Linked DNA regions of Mus musculus: regions 1 and 2 are each linked to region 3. Evidence: chromatin loops called from intact Hi-C (ENCODE). Cell type or tissue: heart. All regions are shown on one strand. Links, peaks and the distances in the headings refer to the core of each region. The heading gives the core; the rest is flanking DNA. Region 1 overlaps Sgk1 (serum/glucocorticoid regulated kinase 1). Region 2 holds the start of 1700020N01Rik (RIKEN cDNA 1700020N01 gene). Region 3 has its middle 27 kb from the start of Gm33892.

Region 1 (10,690 bases), core at 3,417-7,416, 410 kb after region 3:
TGAGATTAAAGGTATGCTACTATACCTAGTATAATTTATTTTAAGGTTAGAAATGTAGCTTAGTTGGTAAGGGGCCTTTATAGAATCTATAATGCCCTGGGTTCAATTCCCAGCACCATATAAAACCAGGCATGGCAATGGATGACTATTTTCCAACATGAGATTGTATAAATAAACACAGAAATAATACACGAGTCATCCAAATAAATACAAAAAAGACACTGGGCCTTGTATACGTCAAGTTTATATTTACGAGTTAACTTCTTGAGTTTTTCATTTATAAGATTAATAATAAAATCTTAAAGTGTTGCTGTGAGGCTTAGGTGAGATGTCTGGATATTGATTTGACTTCTTTCTGCTTTTATTCATCATATAGGTCTTCCTCAGCTTCTTTGTCATAAATGAATAAAAAATAAATAAAAGTAAACCAAACCAAACCAAACCAAAAAACCAAATAGGCCTATCATGAATAGAACAAGGCAGATCCAAGCTGTGGGCACAGAGCTCTGCCTACTGCTGTCCCTCCCCACCCCCGTCCTGTGTTTCACTGGATAGGTTTGTTACCCCCCCCCCCACTCCCCCCCCCCAGACTTGTGTTCTGGGTCTTTTTTGCTCAGCAAATACAGAATCAAAACAAGGAAGGAGAAATTCAAAGTAACCGAATGCCTGAGTGAGCTGATGCTGTGCAATATTTACACAAGAGAGGTTTGTTTTTTTAACCAATCAAGGCTCTTATTTCTAGACACTGATGTCATTTAGTTAACCCCGTGTGTTTTAGTTGAGGTTTCTATTGCTGCAATGAAAACACCATGACCAAAAAAGTAAGTTGGGGAGGAAAGGGTTTATTCAGCTTACATTTTCATCATGAAAGGAAATCAGGGCAGAAGCTCAAACAGGGCAGGAACCTGGAAGCAGGAGCTGATGCAGAGGCTATGGAAGGAATGCTGCTCACTGGATTGCTCTCCATGACTTGCTCAGCCTGCTTTGTTATAGAACTGAAGACCACAAGCCCAGGGATAGCACCACCCAAGATGGGCTGGGCCTCCCCAACAATCATTAATTAAGAAAATGCCTTATAGCTGGATCTAATGGAAGCATCTTCTCAGTTAAGGTTCCCTCCTTTCAGCTAACTCATTTGTGTGTCAATAAAATCAGCTATCACAACTGGCCCCTTGTCAACTTGACACACAAACACATCACTATTAAGCCCCAACCCTTCCTTTGTTATTGATCCCCAGGATTTCACATTAAAAACATAAATAATTTTATAAGTCCCCCAATCCTTACAAATTCAAGCACATTAAAATTTCAGGTCCTCATTTTCCCCTCTTGCCTTACCAGTAGCTCTGCACTGGGACTGTGTGGTTGGGTGACTGTTTGGTGGCAGTGGCATGTTCCCAGACACCATGGGTGGCTCAGTAGCCAGGCACTGTGCCCTTCACCCTGGAGCACCAGTCTTTCTCCCAGATGAGAAATGGCAGCATATTTCAGCATTTCGCCATGTTCCGATTTATGCAGAGAAGGGTGCATTTCACATGATGTTTGAGGGTCTGCACTGTTCACATGCAAAACTGGAAATTGCTGCAAAGAACCCTTTAAATTCAGCTAAGCAAGATATGAAAAAAAAAAATCCCATTTTAAATTTGTTGCCTTGTGAAGAATACGCCTGAACAGAGGAAGACCCAGGACTCAGTGGCAAACATTCTGGCTGCTGCCATGGCAATGACCCAACTGACACTTGTGAAATTGTAAGCCAGGTGTGTGCAAGAATGTTCAAGAGGGGAAAACGATCACAAGGAACGTTCTGGGCATATTGGCCATGATTGCTGGGCGCAGCCCTGACTGGAAAGTCATTGCCGTTGATGGGGATGACCCAGACGCAGCCAGCTATGACGATGCTTCTGATGTTCCGGCTACTTAGAAGCTACTACGTACAGCCTGGTTTGGGGGGTGTAAAATTCCTGACAGAGAACCAGACAGGTTTACATTCAGTGCAGAATGTAAAGTCATGGATTTTGTAATTGACATTATTTAAAGTGCTCATGACTACTAGAAAGCATCAGTGAGTACGAAAACGGATGGAAGTGGGAATTAGCTGTGTGAAGACCGCGGTGTCAGAGAGCCACTTTATATGCAGTCCTGATGCCGCTGAAGCCATTGTGGATACTTTTACACAGCCATGTGAGTCTGCTGGCTCACGACTGACAGATGTGGATAAGTAGTTCCAGCACCAGAGTAAAACATGACAAGTTTCCCCTGGAATGCAAACTGAAACCACTGTGTTCTGTTCACCTGGAAGCAGTAGTTGCGGAAGTAAAAGTAGCTTTTCAAGGCTTTAAAGGTCTATAACTCACCTAACGAAGCAGACTCTGCGACGAATGTATAAGGCTAGCCATCCAGACACTTGACATCCGAACAGCTCTCTAGCCCTATGTGACACGGAAGTCGCTTGAGCATAGATGTGTTAGGTGAACACATATTGGGTGAGTACGTTTTCTGTGTTAGAAAATAAAATTATTTTGCTGAAAAAAATCTCTCTCTGAAAATCCACAATCTCTTTCAAAAAAAAAAAATCAGTCTTTCAGCTGTGGCAAGAATCAAAATTAAATTAAATATCTTCCTCAAGAAAGAAGAATCAGGAAACAGTTAGAATCTGAACTAAGCAACACAAGGCAAAACTCCAACAGTATAAATAACTCAGTGTCCAGTTATCTGGGATTCATTCACGATCTCTCGGCCTCTTTCAAGGAGCTCTGCCCTCTGTAGCACACACAGCTTGTCTTCTAGGCTCTGCCTGGCTCCGCTCCACTGCTGCTGCTGTTCTTGGTGATCATCCCATGGTACTGGCATCTCCAAAACTCTGGGGTCTTCTGCTGCAACTGGACTGCACTTTCACCAATAGCTTCTCACAGGCTCTCTTCATGGTGCCAAGCCTCAACTTCTTTGCATGACCCCTTCAGTCCTGGGTTGTCACCTGTACTGAGGCTGTGCCTTCACCAACAGCCTCTCCTAACTGCTCGCAGTGCCAAACCTCAGCTGATCTCCATAACCCCTTCATGCCTTCAGAACTAGTATCGCCTGGTATGTCTTACATATTATCAAGTCTGGCTGCGTATGAAGTAAAAAACCGTGGTCGCTTCCGGATCCCAGCTTGTGTGTACTGACCCTGAACAAACACTTACCTCAAGTAATGCCTGTCTCTTCTCAATCACCACTAACTTTTTTTTTTTTTTTTTTTTTTTTTTTGGAGACAGGGTTTCTCTGTGTAGCCCTGGCTGTCCTGAAACTCACTCTGTAGACCAGGCTGGCCTCAAACTCAGAAATCCACCTGCTTCTGCTTCCCAAGTGCTGGGATTAAAGTCGTGTGCCACCACTGCCCGGCCACCTCTAGCTTCTTAGCTCCAGCTAGCCAGTATCTATTGTCCCAGGTTTCACTTCAATGTTGCCAATCTTTTGCTAATTATGGCTGAGTCTTCAGCTCCAGCTGACACGCGTGACAGAATCTCACGTTAAAATAGCAAATGCCCGTGATAGAGTCTTTAAACTTCCCTCTGAAACTTCACAAGCCAGGCCTCCATCTTCTGCATTGCTCTCATCATTATCCTCCAAACTCCTACAGAACAGCTTACCAAGCTCTCAGCACTCAATGGCTTTTCTAGCCTAAAGTTCCAAAATTCCCCCCAAGACAGGATCAAGTCTATTGCAGCCATACCCAACAACCCTGGTACCAGCTTGTTTTTGTTAAGGTTTTCATTGCTGCGACGGAACACCATGACCAAAAAGTACGTTGAGAAGAAAAGGTTTCTTTGGCTCACACTTCCACATCACCGTTCATCATCAAGGGAAACCAGGACAGGAACGCAAATAGGGCAGGAACCTGGAGGCGGAGCTGATGCAGAGACCCACAGAGGAGTGCTGCTTACTGACTTGCTCCTCATGGTTTGCTCAGCCTGCTTTCTTATAGAACCCAGGACCACCAGCCCAGGGATGGACCCCACAATGGGCTGGACTCTCCCCTATTGATCTCTAATTGGGAAAATTGCTTACAGCTGTATCTTATGGAGATATCTTTTCAATTGTGATTCCCTCCTTTCAGATAACTTGTTTGTCTGTTAAGCTGACCTATGACTAGCCAACACACTGTCTCACAAAAGCAAATACCCACAAAAGAAAATAATGAACTTCCCTTACACTCACATGTATAGGTAAACACGCACTAGGGTAATTATCACTTATAGATTAATGAGACTATTTTAAACATCTTTTGTTGTTGTTGTTGTTGTTGTTGTTGTTCTGCAATAGGGTTTCATACAGCCCAGGTTAGCCCTAAACTCTCAATTTACAAGAGGCTGCCTTGAATGGTGATCCTCCTGCCTGTCTCCAATTCTGGAATTACAGACTATGACATCATGCCCAAGTTTGCTGAGCTTTCTGAGAATAAGCCTGTTTATATCGTTGATTAGGTCAGAAGTAATGAACAGTATAGATGGGAAAACCACTGATAATTTGGTTTCTGCAAGGATCATGCTATAAAACTATAAGACACAATGAAATGTTTCTGAGTCTCATAATGAATCGTTCCAGCTATAATTTGATCATTTATTTTTAATATGCCTTCATCCCAGATAATTTAGCAATAAAACTTAATCTTTAGAACATTAAAAATGATATTTAAAAAGAAATGTTGGGGAGGGGGCTGAGGGGCTGTCATGTAGCTCAGATGGTCTGGAAGTCAATAGCTGAGGGTAGCCTTGAACTGGCTTTCCTTCTAAGTGCTGCATTTTACTTTCTCATCAATGCATAATTGTATATTAATCCATCATTATCAATTCCATATTTCACATATTCATATATAGAGACCGAAAAATAAAAAAAAAACATTTTACATTTCCATTGAATTCCACACAGATGAGATAAGAAGACTAGAAAGGACTCACATTTTTCAAGGTGTCCAGCCTTTTCATTTTGGATTAAAAACCAACCAGACACCTAAGGTCAGGAGAAGTCCATAACCAACAGAAATTATAAAAAGAGCAGCATTTTAAAATGAAGGCAGCATGCTGTTCCTAGGCAGTTTCCGAAAGTAATTGATTTCGTGTTTCTTATCTGCAGGTCGGTGGTGGTTTTGGAACCTTGGTCAGCCAGTGAACACTTTTGCACATGTATTTCTTTGAATCCTTTACCAGCTGAGAGGCTGATGTTTTATCAGAGGGAAGTGTAGTGGTTGCTTTTCATAGCAGCACAATACAGTGCTTTCTTTTGGGTGGGACACTCTGTCCAGATTTCCTTTGTACCAGATGGCTGCCTCCCAACACCCAAAGCTCCTGGGATCACTAGGGATCCAGATGTGCTCACTTCTGTAGCTCAACAGCTAGGAGGAGGCAGCTCCCTCCCTGCAGAGTCAGCCTTTAGACTTCATAACCATGGGTAGGCACACTTATAATGTATTTGATCATTGTTCACTTCTGATTTTGATCTGCAAAATAAGCGCCGTGTGGGGTTTTAAAATGTTTAAATTTTAAGTAGATGACTGTGGATAAGGCATTGATGAACACCTGTCAGGGACTCAATCCTGAGTCCCAGGGTTCAAGGCTTCTCCTTTCTTAATTCGCCAAACTTGTCCCTAGTTCAATTATACTGTTTCCATTTGACAAGTTAATTCATTTTGTTCGTTAGTAAGTACAATGCACTTTGATTTTAGGAAAAAAAAAAAAAAACAAACTGTGAATTCACTTCAATGTGCCCCAGATTGGATTTGTTTATTAAAGCTGGTCTGCCTTATTTCCCACTTGTACCAATTAAAAATACTAATTATTTCTGTGCTAGTATTCCAGGACCATCTTTCCACGCATGAAAGTTTTTGAAGGAATCAACATTTTAATAAAACGGACTGGTTTGGGAAATTAGTCTCATTTTAAAATGTTTTATGTCTGTTCTGGAATTCTCCTCTATTGGACGGAGTCACCAGAACCCCGTGATTTACACAGCGTGGCTGTAATTGCTTCAGGAAGGAACATGCCTCAATCTTGCTGCTAACCAGTTTTCAAATGAGGTTTCCGCATTTATTCTCAAAAATCTACTATTTTTCTAAGACCTAATGGCTACTTTCTGAATTCATAAATCAACTCCATTTCTTGTTCTCATGAGGAGTCCTCCAGGTCTGTATGGAGTCCTCCAGGTCTGTATGGAGTCCTCCAGGTCTGTATGGAGTCCTCCAGGTCTGTATGGAGTCCTCCAGGTCTGTATGGAGTCCTCCAGGTCTGTATGGGCAGGAAACAGGTGACTCACGTTTCTGATGTAAAATGGCGGGCGGGCGGGGGATGCAAAGATGATATTCTCAGCTGGCAGACGATGACTTTTCTCAGAGATGGAATGAACAATCTTTGTTTAAAATTTGTAGGAAAAAAAAATCACTAAGTCAGTGCAACAAAGGGGAACTAACTCCATGTTGGGGGAAGGAGACAGATACATTTTTATTGCTATAAACTTTTGTGTGTATGTGGGTTATTTATGATGTGTTATTCTCAATGACAAGTTTGTTCTCATTTAAGTGAGACTGTAAGCCCATACTTCATTTACCCCCTCTGATATCCTGTTGCTTGAGAGAAGAGAATATTTTGGAAGAAAACCATTTCAGTGGGACAGACAATAAGTTAAGTCTCAGAAAGTGAAGGGACGGTAAGAAGGCACTTTCCTTAAAAACTGTGTGTAAATGAAATTTTACTATATGGAAGTGCAGCCAGGGACATTGAACTCCCACACAGGAGAGCATTCACTCAACACTGAGTTCTTAGGTAAGTAACACGGTGGCAGCGTTTGGAACGATCATGGCTGATGCTTGCTGCCCCCAAATAGTGGTGGGAAGAGTAGAACAACTGAGTGTCTGCCTGGGAGCACTCGGGAGCCACCTGCCTTCTGAACTCTGAGAAGAATAACCTGAGCTCAGCATGGAGGGAAACCCAATTAGCAAAACTATCTAAAAGAAAAACCCCTGTGGCACTCACTATTTAGAATAAGGTTATTTTAGAGTTGTTGGCAAGACAATACATTAAGTTATCCTTTAGTGAGTTTTTACAGTTGGTTTTCTTGGGCTGTTGATGGGAACAGCACATGAAGGAGATGCAATTCTAGGAGAGGAAATTAGGCCATTGTTTTACTTTGGGTTTTACTGTTGCTGTGAAGAGACACCATGACCAAGGCAATGCTTACAAAAAACAACATTTAACTGGGGATGGCTTACAGGTTCAGAGGTTCAGTCCATTATCATCAAGGTGGGAGCATGGCAGTGTCCAGGCAGGCATAGTCCAGGAGGAGTTGAGAGTTCTATATCTTCATCTGAAGGCTGCTAGGAGAAGACTGGCTTTCAGGCAGCTAGGATGTGGGTCTTAAAGCCCACGCCAACAGTGACACATTCCTCCAATGCTACACTTCCTAATAGTGTCACTCCCTGGGTCAAACATATTCAAACCATCACAGTCATATTATATAAGATGTGTTAAAACAAAATCGCATGTCTTTAAAAAAAAAAAAAAGAAAAAGAAAATACAAAGTTTCTCGGCAATCCTGGCTGGCTTTAAACGTGGAGGCCTCAGGAAAGTTTGCATAACACATCCCTTGTCCTGAGCTCAGTCACATAAGGGAGATGTTATCTTGGTTTTCGAGGCTCCTGAGAACATCCCTGAACCTAAACCTGTTGATTGTGTTATTTTGTGGTCTGACTCTCTTTACCTCATGCTCCAGGTCTTGCCTGTTTTGTTAGACTTTGAAGATAACCAAACATTTCTCACTGAAACATTCTCTAAATTCAGGTCATGATGTCACATACCTTTAATCTTCGTGCTTGGGGGACAAAGGCAGGCACACCTCTGTGAGTCTCTGGCCAGCCCTGTCTTCACAGCCAGTTTCATAGCTATGGAGACCCTCAGCTCTCTACGTTGTTTTGATCCTTTAAAGTTTCTCATTAAGTTAATAATTTATTTAAATGTAGAATTGTTTTTAGTGTAAATAATAAGGGTATTTAAAGAGCATCAGACTATATAGAAATTATAGCTACATCACAAAACCCTGGGTGTTGTTCCACTATTCTTTTCCTGACATTTTTCCTTTATTCCTTCATGGGTGACTTTCTAGTTTCGTGAGTTTTTTGTTTGTTTGTTTGTTTGTTTCCAGAAAATTTCTGGTCAAAATAATTTTCTAAAACCAGAAATTATCTGCGTACTTGTAAGGCAATAATGTCAATTTCACTTGACCTTAGTGGGATTATAAACAGCTTTAGGGGTGTTTTGGGACCTTTAAATCCAATGTCCAGTTGTTTTTCTCCTCTGGCTGAAAGTGAGGACAGCATACCCAAGTGTGCCAGCTGGAGGTCCTCCACCCCCTGGGAGCTGAGGACCTTAGAACTGTAGCTGAAGGTAGTCTTTTCTCAGATGTGAGCCTTTGGGGAGTTGGAAAGTGCTTCTCTGGCCTGCTGGTTTACTTTTGGAAAGAATCCGTAGGAAAGTTGTCCAACAAAAGTAGTGATTGGAGCCCATAGGGACTTAAAGGAAATCATCACAGAAAGGCGTTGAGGCTCTCTGTCCCCTTTTCCTGATGGTGCAGAACGAACTGAGGGACGAGTGTCACACAGCCTTATTTGAGTACAAGTTGAGCTCCACATTAGAATTACAGACTGAGCGTGATGAGCCTGCATCCAAGGTGGCCCAACAGTCAGTCGACAGGTTTGTCATTTCTGCCCACATCGTTTATTTCTTAGGATGCTGCTTACTTACATTACAGCAATGATGGCTTTCGTCCTTCTACTCCTGAGAACCAACAGACCGGATGGACACTTTATGCTTGTTTGTTTCTTTAATCTGTTGAGATAGGTTTTCACTTAACTCAAGCTGACCTGGAACTTGTTCTAATCCTATCTGCACCCCAGGAATGCCAGAATTGTGGGTTTGGGCCGCTGCGCTCGGCATGTCTTCCCTGGTGCCCAAGGAGTCACAAATGCTAGACAACTCTACCAACTCAGCTACTTCTCCAGTCCAATATATCTGTTCTGTTTTCAATAAGATATGAAAAACAGACAGAAAGACAGCCAGTCAGTGACAGGGGAGAGGAAGAGAGACTGACTTTCAAAGGCAGATTATAGGTAATTTTGAAAATAGAAAGATAGTACATAGTAGCTGTTGTTTAATTGTGTGCATGTGAGCTGGGGTGTGCAAAGACAGGGCCTAGGGTGATTGTGTGGAGTTGCCTCTCTCTCCCTTTACATGGATTCTGGGAATGGACTATAGTTTTCCAGGATTCCCTGAATACAGCTTTACCTGCAGAGCCATCTCGTAGGTCCCTGATTTCTTGTTTGTTTGCTTGCTTGCTTGCTTACGTGCTTGTAATTGAGGTGGTAAGGCCTGTTGATTCATGCTTGTAATCCCAGTGCTTTGAGATGTGGAGACAGAGAGATCAGAGTTTAAAGTCTCATAATGGGTTTAAAAATCAGTCTTGGCTTACAAGGACTCTGTCTTTCCAGATAGAAATAGAAATTATTTGAGAAACTTGGAAACAAAAGAAAAACATACAAATGATCTCAATATGCATTAATTTAAATATTCATCTTTTCCTCCAAGTACAAGTTTATATTATGATTGCTTTTATTTAACATGATATGGATGCTATTTCTCCATATTACTAAAATCACCTCAAAGCCAAGTGTGGTGACCCGAAACTTTAATCTCAATGCATGAGAGGCTGAGCCAGGCGAACATGGAGACTAGCCTGGGTAACCAAGAGCCATGATATCCCAAAACAAACCAACAAGGGCCAGGAATGGTAATATAGGCCCTTAACACCAGGACTGGGGGTGGGGGGGCGGGGAGGCAGAAGCATCAGATCTGGGTGTTCTAGGCCGGCCCTCTCTACAGAGTGAGTTCCAGGACAGCCAGAGCTACACAGAGAAACTCTGTCTCAAAGCAAAATCAAAACCATCCCAAACTTAGAAATGGCCGTTTGCAGATAAACACTTAGTCCACATCTACTCGGTCATTTCATTGGTAAGTGTTAGGTCAGGTTCCTCCTGCAGCTCCATGTTCCTCTTGTTTGTTTGTTGTTTTTAATTGGGGCCTTGAACCCTTGATCCTGCTGCCTTAGCTCTTTGAGTACTAGTGGATTACAGGTGTATGCCACTTAGCCCAGCTAAGTTTATGAATTATTTTTTTAGATTTATGAATTATTTATTTAGGACACATTATCCAAATTGAGATAAATGAGGTAGGATCATTGAACATCTTAAAGCTCAGGAAATATAATGGCTTTCAAAAACGATTAAAAATTAATGTTAAACAGTCTGTGAGAATGCGGGCTTTCGTCAAGCCTGCATTGAAACGTTGCTATTTTAAAATTTAGGTCTGTATATTATCCTGATACCATTTTCTTTCTAAATACAGGCAGTCTAATTAAATATCATTATTGCTAGCCCTTGTCTTTGCATGGGAAAGAAAGATAAGTATGCAGTATTTGAAATCCACGGGTTAGGCATTTTCCCTCAGCTTTTCTCTGTATCTATCACCTGGTGTTTTGGGATGCGCAGTGATGAATCCTCAAACTAATTTCTGATCAGCATCAGCAATCTCTGAGGCCATTTTTCCATCACAGCAAGGGCAGGAGCTTAGCTTGTCTGCAGTAGAATTACATAAACTGCTGGGCTTTGGCT
Region 2 (10,690 bases), core at 4,164-8,163, 53 kb after region 3:
AGACCTTGCTTAGAAGTAATAAATCTCCCCAAATGTAATTTTCATAAGCATAACAGATACCTATAGTAAGTAGAATAATGCAAGAGTTTTAAAATGCCCGGGTACGTATGGAAATATCACACTTAGTCCCATTCACTTATAGAATCAATGAGAGTACGAAATAAAAATAGAAAGCACTTCATATTAATGAACAATATCCTAGCCAAGGGTCTAGCCAAGGCAATCGGCGTTTTCTAAAAAGTGGATAGTTTCTGATATCGCAGTGTATGAAATATTGCTTCCAAAATTAGTATGATTATACGTATCAACCCTCTCAGATAACCAACAACTAGTATGGACATGACTGGACTTGAAGCTGAGACTTCTCTGGGCTTTGTAATGTCTGCAGTCGGCTTTCCCTAAAGCCTCATGCAAACATGGCTGATACTCCGGGGTTTACAACACACTGCGGCAGGGGAGGGGCGGGACTTCCAGGGCGGAATTTTCGGTGACATCACCACAGAAAGTTCGTTAAAGCAAGGGCTTTGGCTGCGTTCTGGAAGTAGGGCCCGAGGTCTGTCGGTGGGGTGGCTTCTGCAGCGTGTGGCCGTGTGACCCCACGGAGGTGACCTCCCAGGTGAGTCCTCCGCGTCCCTCGGTGGTGATCAGTGTGTCGTCCTGAGATGTAGTGTCGTGGATACCCAGTGTGCCCTCTTCTCTCGTCTCTTCCACAGAGCGGCTGAGGTTGAGAACCCATTGAGCAGCTAGGCCCCAGTGTATGCGCTGATCCTATGGCGGAGGCCCGTGGGAACCAAGGCGAGAGCTGTGTGAGCCTGGAGGACGTGTGCCTGCGTTTCACTGCAGAGGAGTGGGGTCTCCTCGATGACACTCAGAAGCTCCTGTACCACAACGTGATGCTGGAGAATTTCTTGCTTGTGCTGTCCCTGGGACTTCCGATTTCCAAATCCTTCCCAGGTACCCCAGCGATAGATGCTGTCTTAGTCAGGGTTTCTATTCCTGCACAAACATCATGACCAAGAAGCAGTTGGGGAGGAAAGGGTTTATTCAGCTTACCCTTCAATACTTTCTCTGTGATAACTCCAGCTGTGTCAAGTTGACACAAACCCAGCCAGTACAGATGCCAATAGGGACTCCCTGTTAACCAAAGCATGATGGCGTAGGTAATCTAAGCTCGCTCCCGAGGTTGATGTGGAGGATGAAGGATGTGAGCAGAGCATCTTCAACAAATGCTTCACACCCTGAAGCTTAGCTCTGTAAGAGTGTTAGGCATCAAATAAAAAATTTAACCAGTTATCCAGCCTGGAGAACCCACTGCATAGTAGCCATGTGGAATGTCTAATATTTAGGAGACTCTTGTTAAATTTGCAGTAGAGTCATAAGATAATCTTTGAAAGGGGAAAAGGCTGGTCTTCATTTGTGGAGAGCTGTAGTCCCAAGTATCAGAGAAGTTACAGAAGGGCTCAGTGAGCCCCGTACTTGCCCATACACTGGACAGATGTGGAATAATTTTCAGTCACAAAAAATGAATTTGTTCAGCATGAGCAGTTTCACAGCAAAAAAGAGCCTCTGTGTGTGTGTTAGTGAGTGAGTGTGTGTGTGTGTGTGTGTATTATTTAGCATACTTCCAAGCTTTTATACCTGAGATTTCACAAAGGATCACAATCTTCTAAGTATGATGGATGTAGGAGAACTTTCTAATTCAAATACATACCTGCTAGGCTCCTCTAACTTCACAGTGGGGGTAAGGTCTCAGGTATGGAAAAGTTCTAGTAAAAGTTTAATCTCTAAAACATCCATTGTTAAATATGAGAAATGGCCACACCATAGAAATGTGTGTAAGTGATAAATTTGGGGAATCATCTCATTTTTATAACACAAGGAAACTCACAGCAGAGAAAAGCCTTATGTGCAGTAGATGAAAACCTCCATCAATATATCCTACCTCACTCAACACAAGAAAGGCCATATGGCGAACTTTCAGTTGCGTGACTGGAAAATACTTCAGTGGTCACTTCACTTATATCAGATTTCACATAGCAGTAATGCCTTAAATACTTGACAAATGTCGGAAACTCTAGAGAAGATGCTTTCAATGAGCTTACCATGTGAAAATGCACATTGACTAAATACCTCATAAGTATAGGACTTCTAGTAACCTTTTGAGTCGACTCTTTCAAGCCCATTTAATACCAGAGATTTCACGGTGGAAGAGAGAGAGAGAGTTAGAGTTTGGAAAATGCATGCTTTGTTTGACATCTCATGAATCACAAATAGTTACTAGTAGTAATAACTTCCTGTTGAAGCCAGTGATCAGAAGTTGAACTCTACCTTAGTTGTCTGCTGAGGAGAGATGTCCTGCTTGAGTTATGTGCATACACAGTGCTTTCAGGAGGACTCTGGTCCCCAGGGTTATGTGTCATCTGTCACCACTTACTCTCTTCTGGTTTCTCTAGAAACTGACTTGTCCCAGCAGTCAGTTGTGCAGTTTACCTCCATCCCTCCAAAGTACCCGGGGAAGGTAGATTCTATGCTGTCTCCTGATTCCTTGGAAAGAATGGAGGGATCTAAGCTTGCTAGAAGTCCACATTCCCTCCTCCTGATGCCTTTAGTGTATATATGGCACAGCTTCTGAAAGAAACCTTTGAGCTTGGATCTGCTGCAAGTATCCAAAGGTTTTCAGTCTTTGGGGTTTCTTAACTGTGTGTGCGACTGCTGGGCTGGATTCCTTCAGTCTCCAAAACATGCACCCTTGGGATTTCTGGCTTTCATTGACCTGTTGATGCAATGACTTAATGCTTACTTAACTTTGTACTGTTCTTTTCAGTATATGAAAGTGGCTTAGGAAAAGAATTGACTTTTACCACCATGCAGGAAGGGACACCTTTTGTGGGCACCTCAAAGTTAGTGTCTTAGATAGAACAACAAGGTGGCAGACAGTCCAACATCTAATTTGGTCTAGTTAGCATTGGTGTCTAAGGACTTTGGACCTGGCTACGACTGTTGGTCTCTCAAAAGCCTCTCCCAAGGTTACCCCAGTGAAGGGAATGTTAGTATGATAACATCTAATGCTTTAGTCCCTTCATTTAGGGAATAATCAACATTCCCAGGCTTAGTCAATGCTCTATTGCTGTGAAGAGACACCACGGCCATGGCAATTCTCATAAAGGAAAGCATTTAACTGAAACTTGCTTATATTCAGAGCACAAGGACCTGAGCTTAAATATCTAGCACCAGGTAAAAAGGTAGGCATGGTCACAAGGACCTGTAACCCCAGTACTGGGAGGGTGGAGCCAAGAGGATCCCTGGAGTGCACTGGATGGATACTGAGCTCCAGGTGGGCAACAGAGCCTGCCTAAAATGAATGAAGCAGAGGACAGAATGAGACACATGCTCTGGCCTCCACAACTCTGTGCCTACATAACACACACAAAAAGAGAAAGAAAGCCAATAAACAACTTTTTCTTGCTGTAGGTGTAGGGGTTTTCTTCCACTGTGAATGCTTGCTCCTTACTGTATCTTCCCCTGTTAATTATTCATGTTTTCATAGGCATAATTAATGCAAATTATATCAATAACAGTAAAGGAGAACAAATCATGTAATATGCTTGGGAAATTCCATTAAGGCTTTCACCATACTGATGTTGGCAGTGTTATGACTTGGTTTTAATTCACAGACATGCACATGTGAAGTGTGGGGGAGAGAGTATCTGGATAGTGAGTAAAGTAGATTGAATTCCACTCCAGTTTCCCCTCTATCAAAGTCATTGCTATCCTCAAAACCTTGGGTGTGTGTGGGGGGGGGAACAGAACTATAAATGTGTTGGCTGAGCTCAAAGGCCTGATATTTGTAGGAACGATCATAGCATTGAAAGCATAGGCTCAGCTTTTCCTCTTACTGTGAGAGTAAACGTCAGCATTCTGGAGACTGCCTTTTCAGGCTCTGAACTTCGTGTGTTGGGAAGATACCTTAGAGCTAAAATGACACCACCACCACCACCACCACCACCACCACCTGGTAGCATCAGCCTGCCAGAGAGGTCACTAATGAGACAATGGGGGTCTTTGGGTGTTTTTAACTTGTTGGTTGTATTTGTTTCTTCTATGTCTAGTTCCCCCCAGGAAACTTACTAGGGGGAGTTAATTACCCCAGCATAGGATATGAGCTTTCCTTGTGTTATTGACTGATCTCACAATAGATTACCTAGAACTTTAATATTTGTATTCTAACATTAGTTTAGATTGTTATCGGTCTTGTTTGTTTTGCTTAAGTGGAGACTTGTGCTTTAAGAAGGCAAAATGCTGATGTGTTTGGGATGCATTTAGCACATCACCATCGAGAAGTTTTCATTTGTTAGATTCTCAGCAAGGCTAAATGTGCGTTCTAGGCATGGCTGTGCACTGTTTGTGAGTTCAGCATTGTAAACATCAGAGTGAGGTAGAGCCCACCCCTCTGTGACATCAGAGATTAAGGAGCCTTAAAGAAAAGGGCTATACCTGGTTTACTCCTAACTCCACTGGAGCCCCGCAACCCAGCCTTCTCAGCCACGCACTGGTTTTCAGTGATTCAGATACAACAAGGTCTCTGCGTTGGTTGTGATGTTCATGTCTCAGTGGCTGACTGGGCTGAAATTAGGTTAACTAAGCACAGTCTTGACAGTGTCCCTGGATAATTTTAAACACATAAACAAAGTCTCCCTCGCAATATTTAAAATTGAGGTTTCCTACATAACTTTAAGTCAATTCTCTCTGTTCCTCCCTCCCTCCCACCATCTCCTTCTGCCTGTGCTTGCATCCTCGTGTCCCTGGTATTATTCCTTCCACATGCATGTGCCATGAGTTCTGCTACTCTCCACTCCCTTGCCATAACCTCTGTGTACTTTCATGCCCTGCATCCGCACTCGCCCCCATAACCTAAGCCTATAGAAAAGTTAGAGCCAGGATCTGCATGTGAGAACAGATCGTATTTGTCTTTTTGGCCATTAAGTGATTTGATACAATCTTAGTACTCCATTGAGAAGGGAGAAAACCCATATCCAGTTTCTTCTTCTGGAAGTAGCCCAAGAGAAGATTTTATTTATGGTCGATACACTCGTGAATAAAGAGGGGCTAATTGTAATATTTTATCTCCTCGATCATACTCATTACAGGTGGACTTGGACTCCCCTTCAGTATCGGTTACTTTCCTGTCACTGTGATAAAACACCTTGACCAAGGCCACTTAAAGAAAGAAGAGTTGGTTATGGGGTTGATTACAGTTCCAGAGGCATCACTATTAGGTTGGAGAAACTTGGCAGCAGGCAGCCATGGCAGGAGGAGCAGCCAGGAGCTCACATCTTGAACCACAAGAAGCAGAGAGAGCAAACTGGGGATGGTGAGAGGCTCTTAAACCTCAAAACCCTCTGCCCCCAGTGATGAACTTCCTTCTCCTTGACCACACCTCCTAAGCCTCCCCAAACACTCAGCACCTATTAGGGATCCAGTATTCAAATTCCCGAGATCATGAGGGCCTTCTCATTTAAGCCACCAGTGTTGGTTCTGCAGTTTGGAGAGGCTTAAGAAGTGTGACCAAAATGGGGGATGTTTGACCTTGGGGGTGGGCTTAAATAATGCACATTCCAGTTTAAACCTTCCTTAGCATGGACCTATTCTCGGTGCAATCTGCTGCACTGTTTTATAAGAGCATCCACGCTGAATACTGAATTTTGCGTAACTGCACAGAAGCTACGAGTTTGTGGTCATATCTGTACTTACATAAAAGCGAAAGCTCTCACTTCTGCTGCCGCTTGCTCCATCTGTCCAGCCAGGCTCTCTCCCTTCACCTCTCCTCAAGCCATTTTCTCCTCAGGTTCTTTACAAATGGTGCTGGACAATAGTGCTGGACCCTCAAATGGCCATTCTCTTCCAGTGTGTTCTCACCTCCACATGGGCGTTCCCTGGCTATGCTGTCATCTAATGCATAAAATGGGACACACACATGAGCATTATGTAGCAACAGTTATGTTGTTAAAGATAATTCAATAATATTTTGGTTTAGTCCAATATATCTAAAATAGTATTCTTTTCAGAGTTGAGTATGAAATTGTGTTCACGATAAGTGCACATGTGCATATGTGTGCCCAGTTGCATTCATGTGGATGCCGGAGGAGGGCACCACATGTCCTTTTGTACATCTTTCTGACTAGTTGAGCCAGTGTCTCTCACTGAATCTGAAGCTGCTTCAGCTAACAGTAAGTTCTAAGGACCTTCCTGTCTCTCCTCCCTGATACTGGGGTTGTAGGCTTGCACAGCCATGCTAGGCTTTTATTCGGATACACTGGATTCAAATTTAGGTCTTTGTGCTTGCATAGTAGACGTTCTTCTCCACTGAGCCATCCCCTGCCCTGTTAAAGCAACTATTAAGGAGGTACTTTGCATTCATTTGTTCTTCATAGTAAGTCTAACCATCTCTGAAAGCACACCTCCATTTGGACTAGTAATGGGGATTTTTTAGGTTGTATTGTGTGTAAATGTTTTGCCTGCATGTATTATGTCTACCATGTATGCATCTGGCACCTGCAGAGGTTTGAAGGGAGTGTCCCATCCCTGGAACTGGAGTTGTACACTGGTGTGACCTGCCATGTGGGTCCTGGAAGCCAAACCTGGATCCTCTGCAAAAACAAGTGTTCCTAACCACTGAGCCACCTCTCCAGCCCCACTCACATTTTAACTGTGTGAGGTACATGTGGCTGCTGACTACTGCATGAGACAGCACAGATATAAAACAACTATCTACTTTACTCACTCTGTCCAGCTACTTCAGCTACTCCAACTACTCTGGCTACTCCACTCCTATAACACTTGTTAGACTTTGGGATTATCCTGTTTATGTCTTTGCCAAATTCTCTTTGTTTGTTTGTTTCATTGGTTTTGATATGTTAAGTCCCAAAGACCAGGGGCTTCATTTTATTCTGTCATGGCCACAGAACTCAGTACACTGTCAATCAATCTTAAATATTTGGTAAAAGGACTTCAGTAAGAAATCATTGTGTTGTTAGACTAATGGGATTCGCATGTGGTTTCTGTTTCTCACCTTTCCTCCCTTCTGATATCTTCCATCTAGGGAGACTTACACAAGTACTGACTGTCTGTTTCCTTTCGTTTTTTCAAGCTCTATCATAAGTAGCCTGCGTTGTCTGGACCTTACAGAGTTTCCAGCATTGGTTGGAATTGGGTTGGTTTCTAGGGGAAGTACTCTCTGAGCTACCTTTGATGTTATCTCAAGTTCACATTCCACTTGCACCAAGCAAGAAGAAGACCTTCAAAGCAACCTTCTGGGATTTTTCCTGTCTTTCTTTTCCCCATTGGCCATTACAAAGGTAAACTGCCCATTGTTATGATTTCAGCCAATGGTCTGTGGTCAGTTGTGGGCCCTGCAAAACTACCAAAAGGCTGAGCATTTCCCTGCATTGCTGCTCTGGAGCAGCTCCGGGCTTGCTCTTAACCTCTGTGTGACAGTGCACAATGGGTTCAGATCTGTTTGTGCTCATTGCCTCCATTGTAAAAGGAAAAGCACACTAGAGTTTATGTCCAGTGTAGGAGTATAGAGAACGGAACCACAGACAGAGGCCCTCACACACAGTCAGGCAATGTGGTGGGTTGACCTACCATCTAATGTCTGTCCAAAGTGCAGACAGAGTGTTGGAGTAGAATTATGTTCTAAGTAGAATAGGAAAAGTAAGTGGGCTTTAGAAAGAATTCCTGCTCTTTCTATACTTAGAGAGGTTTACAGAAGTGTTTCCTGATTCACCCTGCCCTTCCTAACACCTCTTCTCTCCACACTCTGCTGATCTCTGAATTATACTGCATCCTAGCTCGGGAAACCTAGTAGACTGGATTGACTGAAAACCTAGTAGAAGGGTTGCTGCATTTAAGATTGGTCTGTTTTCAACTTAGAGTTCATTCATTCATTATGAGATAGACCTTTGTCCTCCTACTATGTGTAAGAATTGGAGATGAGAACAGAAAAAAAAAAACAAAACAAAAACAGTTTAATCATTCAGCTAGCCGTGATTGAGTGCCTTGAAGGAGAAGGTGGTTTCACAAGATTGAGTTGAGCCCCTTCTGTTAAAGGCCATATGGGAGAGAGGCTTTAGTGGGGGTGTGGGGTAAAGTTCTAAACAGTGGGAGAAGCAAATTTCAGCCTACTGAGGTGGGAAATAATCTAGCATAATCGAGAGACTATTAAACAGTGGCCCAGGCTGTACCCCAGGGGCCTCCCAGGTCAGTAAAAATGAATCAGAGCTTGTTTTATGCTTTTCTCCACGAAGGGGCTGAGAATTTACGGCCCTTAGTGATGTTCCGCCACTGTTTACCTGATACTTGGAGTTTAGCTTCTACATGGTGTGACAAGCCCATCGAAATTTTGACTTTCCCATGTGCCTTAGTGGTAGACCTATAAATCCCTTCACTTCTGTTTGGAAGTTCTCTGAGCCAAGTCACCTGCTTGCAATAGCAGGCTGTGGGCACTAGGGGGCAAGGGAACGTTTTCCTACATTTCTTTTGGTAAGCCAGTGAATGGTGACTGTCCATGGGCTTTGACCTTTGACCTTCACATTGAGTTAATGAGGGAGGTCATACCACATGTGCAGGCCATCGCTTTTCTCATCTTATTGAAGCATTACAAAACCAAGCCAGCAGATCTCTGAGATTACAGGTATGATTTAATGCTCTCTGAATTCAAGAAGCTGCCTCAATCGGGGGTCACTGAAGCCGTGGGGGTTCATGATAATGGTTTAGAAACATCAACAGAACATATTTCAAAGGACTTCTCAAAATCTTTAACTCTAGTCTCAGGGACTAAAAGGGACACATAGTCTAGAAAACAGGGTCTTCAGCAGCCTTCCAAGACTGTTCCCTGCTAGGATGGGGACTGGGAGCGGAACCAGAGAGATGCTGGAATCTTAACTGTGTTATTGGCAGGCCTAGGCCGTCTGAGTTGATAAACCATTACTAGGAACACAGTGAGATTTCCACTTGGAGTTAGGTGTTGCTGGGTTTTTGCTGCACTTCTGGAAGCTGTGTTTGCAACACATAATAAATAATGATACCTCTAGGGGAAACAGAAAAATAGACAAGGCTACTCATTACTGCAAATTGGTCATGGAGTGACTGGGTGGTGCAAACCTCACACCGGTCATATTACAGTGATTGCTGCAGACAGCAGTCCTATGCCAGTCACGAGGAAAATCAAATAATTAGCAGATGTCATCAGTGCCAATCTGTTGGTGTTTAAAAATGGACCGAGTGAATCAGCAAACTATTTAGGAAAGTAAGGCTGTGCCGATCATTCTGTCATGAGAAGCCTTGTGTGAACAATATGGCCTATGTGTCATTAGGGTACTTCAGCATGACCATGAGAAAGAAAATGGAGGCCTGTATATCCAGCATAACGACAAGAGCCAGCTATGTTTACAAGTACCACACTGCGCAGATGCCTTTAAACTTTCAAACAGTATTTAAAACAAATGACTAAGGCAATGTCTCACTGTGATTATTGTCACTGTCACCATTAAAAGCAAATGACACAGTTTAAAGTGAGACACAAGCTCTCCTCTCTAGATGCATTGATGATGGAATAGGAATAGGCGTGGACATAAGAAGTATGTAGATAGAGATGAAGTGACTACAGGCACAATAAAAATAGACGAGCATCACTTATGGAAATGGAATAGAGTAGCCGTAGGCCTAACACTGAGGGACTCTGTCTAAGCATCATTGCGTTTACACTTGAGAGCAGTCCTGTGTTGGCTTCCTATTATCCCATTCTCCTCATAGATGTAGGGGAGGAGACTTGGGAAAGTGGTCCCAGATGTGAAAACAAGTCTGCCATCTCTAGTGGGACACTATTCCTTCCAAGCACTTTGTCCCTGCACAGGTACCCTACATTTCTGCCGCAGTGTTTGCTTGTGTCTATGTAACAACACCGCATCTTCTAGGTGCATTTCTACTATTCTGATGTTACCATTTGTACCATTCCTAACAACACAAATGTAAACTCTGTTGTGTTTGAGGCCAATTCTGCATTCGGTTGTAATCCTAGCAAGTCCTTACCATGTACTATGAACTGTGCTAAACATCTCACATACCGTAGTTATGTAGGGTAAATGTTATTCCCATTTTACACATAAAGAAGCTGAGGCTTAAGAGAAACGAAGTGACTTTCAAATAGTAACAGATCTAGGGCACAATTAAACAAGACCCTGAACCTGGTCTGTCGGCACCCAAAGGGTCACATATTCCCATAAAGCTGTGCTGCTCAGGTGCTCTGCTGACCGCTAAGGGGCTTCATTCAACATGGGCTTCACCACCAGCTTCTCCATGGATAAGATAATTAGGACGAAAAGTAGGTCTGTGTCTCCCCACAGCGACCCGGATGGCATCTGAGTCAGTGTGCAAGGAAGAGATCTTTGTCATTTTTCCAATTATCTCTGCTTGGGGCTATGTTCCCTAGGGGCTCTCAGGCTATGGGAACTGGTGAGAAGTGTAAACTCAGTGAACTGAAGGAATGGTAGACTGTCCCCAGTGCGCACATGCTCCCAGGGAAAAGAGTGCTTCAAGCAACAACCGGGGTTTATTTTTCTTTTTTCTTTTATTGTATATTTTCTTTTACTTACATTTCAAATGTTATCACCTTTCCAGGTCTCCCCTCTGG
Region 3 (10,690 bases), core at 4,540-8,539:
CATGGGTGGGCCGATGAATTTTAAGTGAGTGTCTCTTAGAAATGACTTTTCTAGCTAAAGACCTGCCACAAGAGTGGGTCTCCTTGGAGCAAAAGAAAAGCCGACTGCTTCCTTCAAAGTTTTGGAGATTTAAACAATTATCTATCTATGGTAATCCTCTATGGCCTATAAACAGGACGAGGAAGCAGCCACCGAGAGAAGGGTAGCACCAGGGCCTGGCGCAGGGTTGACAGATGCATAAACAGAGACTTAGGAGGGCTTGTATAAGCTCAAAAGGAAGCCCTAACCTCCAGGCACCTGGGGGACTTTGGTGCCTATAAATAGACTTCCAGGTTATTTCCAGCCCTGGATAATAGCTATTCGCTAATAAAGGTCTTCCTTCATGTGTTGTAAATTAATCTTTGTCTGATGCTCATGTGCTTATGATTTCTGCACTAATTACATACGACTCCCTCAGCAACCAACTTAGTGATTTAATGTAACGTAGCTACTAATAATGCCACTTCAGGCAAGGGCCACCACACAGGGCCTTCACCTGGGTCCTGTGCTGCTTATCGTAAGGGTTATGCTAAAGGAAAATATGTAATGAAAATGTGTAGACAAAACATTTTCAAATACATACATGAGCACATACAAGCACACACACACACACACACACACACACACAAATTTGATTAAAATAAACTTTTGTGGATTGACTGGGGTGACAGAGACTTAGATATCAGGTTCATATTGGTAATCAATAAATTATATTCCTGGAATATATGATTACAAAACTTTTCATTAAGAGAGATTTAATTTTCCGATCTCTCTGTCTCTCTGTCTCTGTCTCTCTCCTGTCTTCCTTGTTTTCCTTCTTTCTTTCTTTCTTTCTTTCTTTCTTTCTTTCTTTTTTTTTTTTTTTTTTTTTTTTGAGATGGACATCCACTCACTATGTATCCAGGGCAGCCTCAAATTTACCTCTTACCTGCCTTGGTCTGTGTAGTGGCTATTCCTGATTGTCAACTTAACTACATCTGGAATTAACTACAATCCAGCAATGGAGGGCACACGTGTGATTCAGATCTTGCGCTGGAAGACACAGGTTTGACCTGGATCATGACATGGATGACACAAGCTTTTGATCCAGATCTTGAGGCATAGTGGCCAGGAAAAGCTTAGGCCCAGGCAAGGCAGTACACACCTTTAACCCCAGAGGCAAGCAGATCTCTGAGTTCAAGGCCAGCCTGGGATAAAGCAAGTTCCACTTCCAGGCGAGGTACACCTTTAATGTGGGCCATACCTTCTGCTGGAGGCCTACATAAGGACAATGGAAGAAGGAAGGCTTCTTCTTTTCGCCTGCTTGCACTTACTTGCCAGCACATCTGTTGGTACCTACTTCTTCAGGATTCCAGTCTATACATAAGCCTGGGTGAAACAACCAGCCTCGTGGGACTCCGCTACTACTAGATTCTTGGACTTCCCATTCACAGCTGCCCATTGTTGGGTTAGTTCAACTATAGACTTTAAGTCATTACAATACATTCCCCTAATATATAGAGACAATCCATAAATTCTGTGACTTTAGAGAACCCTGATTAATACGGCTTCCCAAAAGCTGGTATTACAGTCATATGCATTCCTTAACATCTTATTAAAGTAAGAACATGGTGTGTGTTGTCTCCTAATGAAAAGATAGCAACTTTCATTGAGTAATTATGAAGCAAATATTCATAACTGCCTGAGATTTAGGATTTTGAAACTAGATATTATTGGTTTGAATATTAGCTCCTTATTTGAAGTGTCTACGGTTTTCTGCCATTTGGAAAAATAGGACAATGGTGCTCAGAGAACAGTGGTAGCAACAATAAAACAATTGGAATGGGGTCAGCATACCGAGTACTTGCAATGGCTGTAAAATGGGTTTCACAAGCAGGAAACCCTGCCAAAACAATTACTATATACTGAAGCTAGGCATGGTGGGGTATGCCTGTAATTCCAACACTCGGAAAGGTAGAGGCAGGGGGATCAGTAATTCAAGGCCACCCTTGTCAGCTCAGCTGGAGTTTGAGGCTAGTCTGGACCACATAGAACCCTGCCTGAAAACACAAAAGTGAACAGACAAAATCATCATTTAACTGGAAGTGATTTTTATGTGATGAACCTGGCTCATTGTCAATTAAATAAGCACCTAGTCTGGGAAAGTGAGGCTCTGGAGGGAGCTGTCTGCTGTAGCTAGGTTACTGTGTCCTCCCTATGACTTCTGAAGGGGAATCATATTTTATTTATAAAGAAATCTATTTCTATCTCAAAGTGGGAGGACCCACAAAGCAAGCACAATTAAAGTAATTTCAAAATGTTTATTTTTAGCATGAATAATATATAATTTCAATGATAGAAAATGCTTTGTTGTGCATCGAGGATCTGAAGGACAGTGAGAATGTATTTAGCTATTGACACTGATTTTCAGAGGCCTTGCAGGGTTTAGATTAAACTCTATAATGCCATTGTTAAATTGCTGTACTAAGACACACTGTGGACTTCTCTGGAAATCACACTTTGCCAGGAATTTCACAGGGCCCTGTGGGAGCCCAAGTTCTGGCTTGACACTTGCTTGTAACTGTTAAGCACCTCTTTAAGTGAATGTAAACTGTACTAAGACATCAACCATGGACCACAAAGACTGTGAGCAGTGGCTCTTACCTTGGCAGGGGGTGCTGTCCACTAGCCGTTTTGAAAGGAAATTACACCAAGGTCATAACACATGAGCACAGTTACTAGAAAATAAACAGAAAAAATCAAAGATATTATTATTCTCATGTCTTCTACTTCGATTACTTTTAAATAACAAAGGATTGAAGTTAAAAACTAAAGGCCTAATCATTTGACACCCATCACCTAAATAATAATAACAGCTGAGACAAAGCAAGGGGCCACTGTACATTTATTACGTTATGACATGACTGTGCTTTACATAGTAGGCTTACTGTGTATCTATTACATTACACCGTGACTTTGTCTTTTACAGAGTAGGTATTTATAAAGGGAGGTTCAGATACTAAAGTCTGGTTCCCTAATTGGTTCTTGATTTGTCAATAAAGAAAACCAGGAGCCAACTGCTGGGTGGAGGTACAAGTGGGCATTCTGGGTCCCACGTGGAGGAGATGAGGGAAGGCGAGAAGGAGCTTTTCTGCCATGCTTTGGAGGAAGGAGGACTCTGCAATCACGTAAGGCCTCAGGGAGAGCTAGGGCCTGCGGCCTCTGCTATGGGCAGATGGCTAAAGATGTCTGACAGGGACTAATTGGAACTAGCCACTAAGTTTAGAGTGGAATGGAGAGGCAGAAATAATAAATTGGTAAGGGCACGAATTTCCAGGCAGGAGATATTTACTCCCAGCCATTGTGCCTAGTGAGCAAGTTAGAGTAACAGAGCTGTCTGTGTATCTTTTGTCCATGGATTCAAGGGTCCCTGGTCAGGGCTGGCAGTGGCAGATCCCAGAGCTGACCCAGGTGGAACAAAAGGGAGCTGGTAGTGTAACAGCCCCTGGATGAAGGCAGTAGTGTGTTTCTTAAAACTCCATGCAACACTGTACATTTATTACATATGGCCTGACTCTGCTTTACATAGTAGGTTTATTGGATATTTATTGCATTACAGCATGACTCTGTGCTTTACATAGTAGGTATTACTTATTTAATCTTCACAGTAACTCCGTAAGAGTCATTATTAACTCTGGGTTCCATAGCATAGGTGGTGGTGGTGGTGGTATTATAGAAGTTAGGAAACACACGATATAGTATGTGAAGTTGAATTTAGAGATCCAGAGGTCTGGTCCAAACCAGGAATTCTGACCTCAACGAAAATGTGTCGAACTGAAAAGGAGTAACTCCAGAGTATAAAGTTATTTTTATGTAAGGTTCTACGCTTTACTGAAATGCCTTTCCTCCTCCTCTTGCTTTCCTCAACCTCTTCTTCCTTTTCCTCCTCTTCCTTCTCCTCTTCTTCCTCCTCTTCCTAGTCCTCTTCCTTCTCCTCCTCCCCCTTTATCATCATCTTTTTCTTTTTCTTCCTCCTCCTCTTCCTCTTCTTTTATAGACATCTCACACTGTTATACCAAGCTAAATCACAATCCTCCCTCATCCTCCAGAGGGTACAGGTTTATACCACCACACCTAGTGCTGTTACAAAAGTATTATAAAAGCCCATAATACAATCCAAAGTTTTAGAGAGGGGGTTATATTGTTATATAGCCCTGCACTAATATCTGTTGTAGGGGAGGATTTTTTTTTCCTCTACCCGAATCAGATCTTATGAAGCAAAGATTTGTATAATCTTTCACACTTGCCAACACTGCTGCACAATGCAGAGTGAATTACATGTTCTGCCACAGCCCTCTCTCCTCCACTCTCCCCCACCCACTGCTCTGCAGTCTTCAAAAACAGTCTACTTTTCTACCAGGGAAAGAAAAAGAGACTATTAGTTTGTGCTGGACAAAGTAAAGGAATTACTGAGCTAACTACAAGCTGGATACATGTAGAATCAATATAATTTTCCATTGGCTGGCTCAAAAATGTATTCAAATCATGTAGTTTTTGAAATGCTAACCATTGGGATTTAGTTCCTAATAGGAAGGTTTGGGGGATACTTTCCCTGATGAATATCCCCATTAGTGAATTTGAATAGCAAATTGCCTGTAATCATACACAGCAATCTTCATGTTTTATTCATGGTTCCAGAAGGGCATGTGTGTTTTGTCCCTCTACTGGGTAAGACCACAGAAAAGTAGACGAAAAGCAAGGTAGGGAGAAACAGCTGTGTCCTGTTAGTTGATAGACTCTTATTTTAGGATTTGCCTGTGAATTTTAATTCATTCTCAAGTACCCAGAACCCGACTTGGAGGTAGATTCTTGTTAAAAAACATGACAATGCTTAAGAATCATAGATTTTTGTATGAGTCCCTTGAAGCAATACATTAAATAAATGCACAGTGGCTATCTGGGGGAGTTCATGATTTAATTGAAACACATGGAGGCATGCAGAGTGACATTTCACTCACGTGCTGAGTGAGCTCCAGGTTCCTTGTCCAGGTAAACAGCCCATCTTTGTAACAGTAAGACTAGAGGTAGAGAGTAACACAGGCTTCCTACCAGAATAACAATGGCTCCTTCTGCATAGTACTCTCCTAGATGCTCAAATGTCATTTCTTGTTGTTTTCTTGACAAAGCTAGATCTTAATATCTCCACTTTATTCCTCAGGAGAACAAGAGGTATAGAGAATATTGGAACCTGTACAGAGAAGAGAATGTGATACGAGACTGGGGATTGGGGAGGGGGGGTCGCATTCAGAATCTTAGCCACACCACTGAGGGCCTCTGCGGACTGTAACAATCAGACTTACCCTCCTTATGCCCATCCTTGACAGACTGGGAAAAGGCCTCACAGGACTGCAAGAGCCAAAGGCAGGAAAGAACTTGAGAAGTTCACTTAAATTTTCAGGAAGCTGTGGCGTGCACCTTTGGAAACTGTACCCTGTGTTTAGGATGTCTTCTTCAGTTTCCCCTTTTCAACATTCAGTGGCTCAGGACGCTCATTTCTGGGTTTTGTTGCTACAGCCACAGGGTCCTGATCAAGACAGTAGCATTGTGACTAAAGGCTGAGCTCTGGGAGCAGCCTCACATTGACCTAAGTTATCTGTAGTTCTCAGGTGTAATAATGTAACTATGCATGTAGCACAGGCACGGTCCTGCTGTATTGGTGATGCCTGTTTGCTCTTAGGGTTTTTGGACACATGTTCGCCAGCCGCGTGAAACTGTCCATTCCAGTACAGAATTCTTATCACCCACAATGAGTGTTTACTGGTCTCCCTACTACAGATGCTCGGGCACTCAGGTGTATCTTCATGGTTTCACACACTCAACTGTGTTTTCCATAGAAAACACTGCAGGGACCTCCACCCACCCAAACACAATTTATATTTAGTTCTTAAGACAAGAACTTGCTTGATCAAGACTAAAATCAAAGGGAAGATGAGACTGGTGGAGCCTGGCCAGGGAGGAAGGAGCCGAAAAGTCCTGGTGGTGGAGAAACTGCAGAGAAACCTCTGACCCTGGAGCTCATGCAGAGAAGCAACAGCAACCTCGAGCTGACAGAGTTGTATTAGACTATAAATGCTTCCAAATATCTGTTGCCGGGAAGTGGATGACATGGTAAATTGCTCCACAGATTGACTACTCAATTCAGTGATTTCCTGAGTCAGGGGTTGCCAGAAAAGCAAGCCCTGGGATTGCTGTCTCCAGGCCTGCTTCCTCTGTTTCCTGCTGTAGGAAGGCCTGTTTCCTGCAGAGAGACGCCTGATTACAGAGCACTATTTTAGAAGGCTGCAGCCTAGGTGACCCGTCAGGATTTTTGTTTGATATTGATTTGAATAGTGTGGCAACCGTGGACATCACAGGAGTAGAGATTCTTTTAAAAAGTGTGAAGTGGTTCAAAAGCAAACACGATTAGGGATGGGAGGTGGACAGCTTTCATCTCAGCAATTTTGGAGCGTTGGGTTTTGTTTTGGGGAATGGCCCTCTTTTCATCACAGCACGGTGGGTTTTGTTTGGTTGGTTGGTTTTGTTACTGTTGTTGTTGTTGTTTTTAATCAGAACTGAATTTTGAACAATGAGGGTAATATTTGTCTGTGACCAGATCTGAACTAAAGCCTGCCTTTGAGAGGAAGCATCAAGAGGCTGGGGTAAGACGACCTTGAGCCACAGCAGGGGGTTCTGGAGGAAAAGCTGCTTTCATCTCAGTTCAGAACTGCTTTTCTATGCATTCTGGCAGCAATTCTTACCTCACAACCCAAATGAAATGAGAACAATTATCAAACGATGCCAGAAAAATAGCTAACTATCTGTATGAAAACACTACTAGAGTCTTCCTTGATGTCAAAGTCAAAAATTGATCAAGGTGAATGAAGTCATTGTACACACTAAAACAGCTGGAGAGAAACTGAAACAGAGTAAGTTGTTTGTTTGATCTTGCTATGGAAATGAGCTTTCTAAGAAAGAAAAAGGGAGCGTCAAGGGGAAGATTGCTACAATTGATAATGTAAAGAAAGAGCATGCAGACATCTACATGTCTATGAAAATGTCAATCAGTTTTCAATAAGCAGAATTGTTGAATACTTTTGGCAACACATATAACACTGTTACTGTCATTACAAGACAGACTCTTATAAACAGCAAATATATATATATATATATATATATGTATATATATATATATATATATATATATATATATATATTAGGTAAAAATACTTAACCGTTGAGAAATACAAGTGGCTAATAAGCAAACAGTTCAAGGTCATTCCTTGATAATTAAAGGAATGAAGAGGGAGCCAAGAGGATGTCAATTTTTCCCATCAAATCAAGAGAGGTAAAATATTGATATCCTGTGAGACACTGAAGGTAATACTGACAAGGATAAAGATAAATACAATTTTCTGAAGAGCAATTTAGTGTATTTACTTTCTTAAAAGTCTTAAAAGCATTGTCCTTCGATTCAGAGATTCTATTTCTTAGGTTACCCTAAAGGAAAATGATAGACATGCAGAATGAATTACATCCAACCAGAGTCACATGACATCATGTCTTGGTACTGGGAACACCACCAATGTTCAATACCAGGGACATAAATGATAGAGCCACATGACAACTTGTAATGCAATTGTTAGAAGGCATGTTTCTAAAAATGACAAATGGAATCCTGGAAATGTGGGTTTTTTTTTTTAAATAAAATAAAACAAGAAGAATATAAAGCAATGTGTTCTAAATACTGAAAGAGGAGGAAGGCATAGTCAAATAAGAAAAATAATGTATCTATTAAGAAAAGGACACATGGCCCACACCAGAAGTTAACGAAAGTTTGTGGTTTTTTTTCTGTTGGAGGATAGCGGATATTTTACATATCATCTTTATATAGTTTTCTGATTTCCAATTTTTTATAGGCAGAAAGAAAACTCACAATAATTGTTCCTTTATAGATTGTTAGTGTTGCTGTTGTCATCATTTGGAGCACACAGAACGCGAAGCTGCTGCGGTAGAAGACAAGTGTTTGGAGCGGCGTCTGCCGATTGAAACACAGGCCGTATTTGTTCTTTCTAATTGGGGCACTAGAAAGCACTCTGCGAAGTTGGCCAGGATTTTATCAGTTGCCTCTCTGAAATAGTACCTTTAGCTTGTTACAACCCTCAGCAAAACAAACGGCTGCTTTCACGGAATCACGTGGAGATTGGAATAGGGTCCTCTAGGATTTGTTCTTCACTACAGGAGTTCTTGGTTAATCTGACTCACCTGTGTCTCACATCTGGGTGGATACCCCATCCACACTTCCTGAGCATCAGTCCGGAAGTGGGTTTTTACTTTTTGATTTGTTGTTGTTTGTCTTCATTGACATGGGCGCTAAGAACAGAGGCAGATGGAGAGCGTGTCCTGGAGAGTGGGTGGCTCAGCACACCAGGGCCATGGTTCCATGACGTCATCAAGCAGAGTCGGCTTATTCCAGCTTGGGCGGTGCTCGCTCCTGTTGCAGGGGGAAGAGGACCTCAAGTTTCCCATTCAACTCACCCTAAATGAGAGATGCCTTTTAGAAATGAATCAAATGTAGTCCTTAGATCATGTCAGGTATTCCACGGTTTGTATAACACGTACGCACTCACTCTCCGTTTTCATAACACAACAATCACCCGTGAACCTGCTGCCCTGCGTGGCAATCCTCCACCACCTTGTTCTTTGTTCACGCCACCCGTTCTTTGGCTTTCAGAACTCTAACCCTGTTCTCTTGTTGGCGTTTATAGTTCGTGTCTAATTTAAAGCAGGGCAGATTTTAATTTTTACTTTACAGAAAAGAGTCTCACACAACTGGCCTGTTGCTTTCCGCAGCAGGAAATTAAATTCTAAAGATTGTAGACTTAACAGTTCCTTCTCAGAGTTCTAAGGAATTGTTACTGGCTTTCAGAATGAGATGTTTTTGCTCCACTTCAGAGCAAACCAGGTTTAGTGTCTGTTTCTCAGACCCAGTGGTAGTGTCTGCTGGATCATACCTCAGCAGCAGACAAAGCCTAAGGACCAGAAAGATATGAAATATTCAATTTGGGTATTAGGTACCTGCTGATACCCTGGAAACGGGGCCTTGATTAAGAGAAGAAAGACACACATTCAATTGTAACTTACTCGCTCTCCATCAGACTTGAATGCTATGCCTGCAGACTCCTGGGGTATCCAGGGAACAAGTAAATGGCCTGATCCTTCTTATCAGATAGAAGAAAGGACCAGCTTCAGCTAATTCAAGTCCAGTTTTCCTCTGTTGTAGATGGCATAACACTCACCATTATTGTAATAAGAGTTTTAAAGCAATCTTTTATTTTAGATAAGAAAGAGAATTTCGAGAATCCTCTCTCTCTCTCTCTCTCTCTCTCTCTCTCTCTCTCTCTCTCTCTCTCTCTCTCTCTTCTTAGCCACCCTTCCAACTGCCAAGTCACAGCCTCTTTATCAGTATCTATTTCTCCTGCAACCCTGGCATCTAGGGTGCTGGAGACAGCAAGTGTAGTTTTAACCCTGTCATGTCAGTGAAGCCGTCCCTAAAGGCTGCACTCAGCTGCCCTCTGACCCACATTCATGCATTGTCTTTCCGGTTCTGATTTTGATTTAAGCTGCAACAGTTATCTGTGAGTGGGCGCTGGGCTTCCTGTCTCTGGATTTATTTTTGCTGCCCTTTGGACAATAGTGCTGGACACTGGTGTCTGAAAATATAAAGGATAATGATTAGAATAGACTTTAAAATAGCATCTGTATGTTCCAACGACTTCCTGCCAAATGGAAGACTACTTGTGGCATCCTTATGAAGGCCAAACCCTTCTCCATTGCTAGCCTTTGCAAGCCGGCCTTGGAAAGAGGTGCCGTGTATAATCTGTAGCACGCGCATCTGGGTCTGTTGCTGGCCACTAGAAATGCATGTGCTCTGGGGAAATGTGGTGCCGAAAGCAGGGCTTTATAAATTGTTTTGCTGAGTCTGGTTATAAAGCACAGAGACTATACTCAGCAAAAGCAATAAATCAGTTAAATAGGACCCCAAGACAGTTATTAGGTGCCAGGGTAAAATGGGGTCACTATATCGTTTCTACTAGACTTCGAATTAACTGTAAAGTTACTATAACCAAGGCTGGAGTAAAGGAACTTTCTCTGATAAGGATTTGTTCCTTGAGCTAGAACACTGTAGAGAAGGAGAAAAACACATATATAAGAGCCAATGATGAGGCACTCAATGTGGTTGGTGGTCAGGAAAGGACAAGTCCCAAATGGGATAAATACTAATTTATAACTAGTTGGTGTGCAAAAATTTTTAAATCTGATATTCTCAAGTATTGAAAATGGTAAGGACCAATAGGTTCTCAGGCCTGCTAACAGGAAGAGGGGTTGATATAATCTCTTCAGAGAATGGTCTGATGTCATTTCATGGAGTTCAACCCCATGTGTGCATTCCGTCAGCAAACCTCCTCCTAAAACTGTAGAGCAACATTGTCCACAGGAGTTAAAAAATAACTGGAAAATCATTCCAGTGTCCATCAGCAAGGGACAAATGTACACCTGATAGAATATGACTACAGTTCTTTGGACCCTACACTCTTCCTCTGGCTTTTAGCTACAGCCACTGCTGCTGTTCCCA

What was found. A loop is a pair of places that touch in the nucleus more often than their neighbours do. Peaks named below come from ENCODE experiments on the same cell type or tissue, not always from the same donor. Only the 100,000 strongest peaks of a DNase experiment are listed, where the experiment ranks them.
Region 1: a loop joins it to region 3, with 14 times the contacts of the local background. A loop is called at or near these places in 2 of 42 quality-filtered maps.
Region 2: it touches region 3 in a loop (3-fold over the local background); 2 of 42 quality-filtered maps call a loop at or near these places.

What each region holds. Positions count from the first base shown.
Region 1 is chr10:21,947,426-21,958,115 of GRCm38, forward strand. The region is part of intron 2 of Sgk1 (serum/glucocorticoid regulated kinase 1); the gene reads left to right. It also overlaps the pseudogene Gm18511. Among named protein-coding and RNA genes, the nearest start is that of Gm46215, 70 kb to the left of the region's middle. In heart, for the core only: a CTCF peak has its summit at 5,370; a DNase peak (open chromatin) is centred at 5,286.
Region 2 is chr10:21,592,619-21,603,308 of GRCm38, forward strand. 1700020N01Rik (RIKEN cDNA 1700020N01 gene) reads left to right here and starts at 527. Exons shown (of 3, transcript NR_027968.1): 1 at 527-616; 2 at 714-954. In heart, for the core only: no CTCF peak of the experiment used is centred there; no DNase peak of the experiment used is centred there.
Region 3 is chr10:21,539,405-21,550,094 of GRCm38, forward strand. No RefSeq gene overlaps it. Among named protein-coding and RNA genes, the nearest start is that of Gm33892, 27 kb to the right of the region's middle. In heart, for the core only: no CTCF peak of the experiment used is centred there; a DNase peak (open chromatin) is centred at 6,257.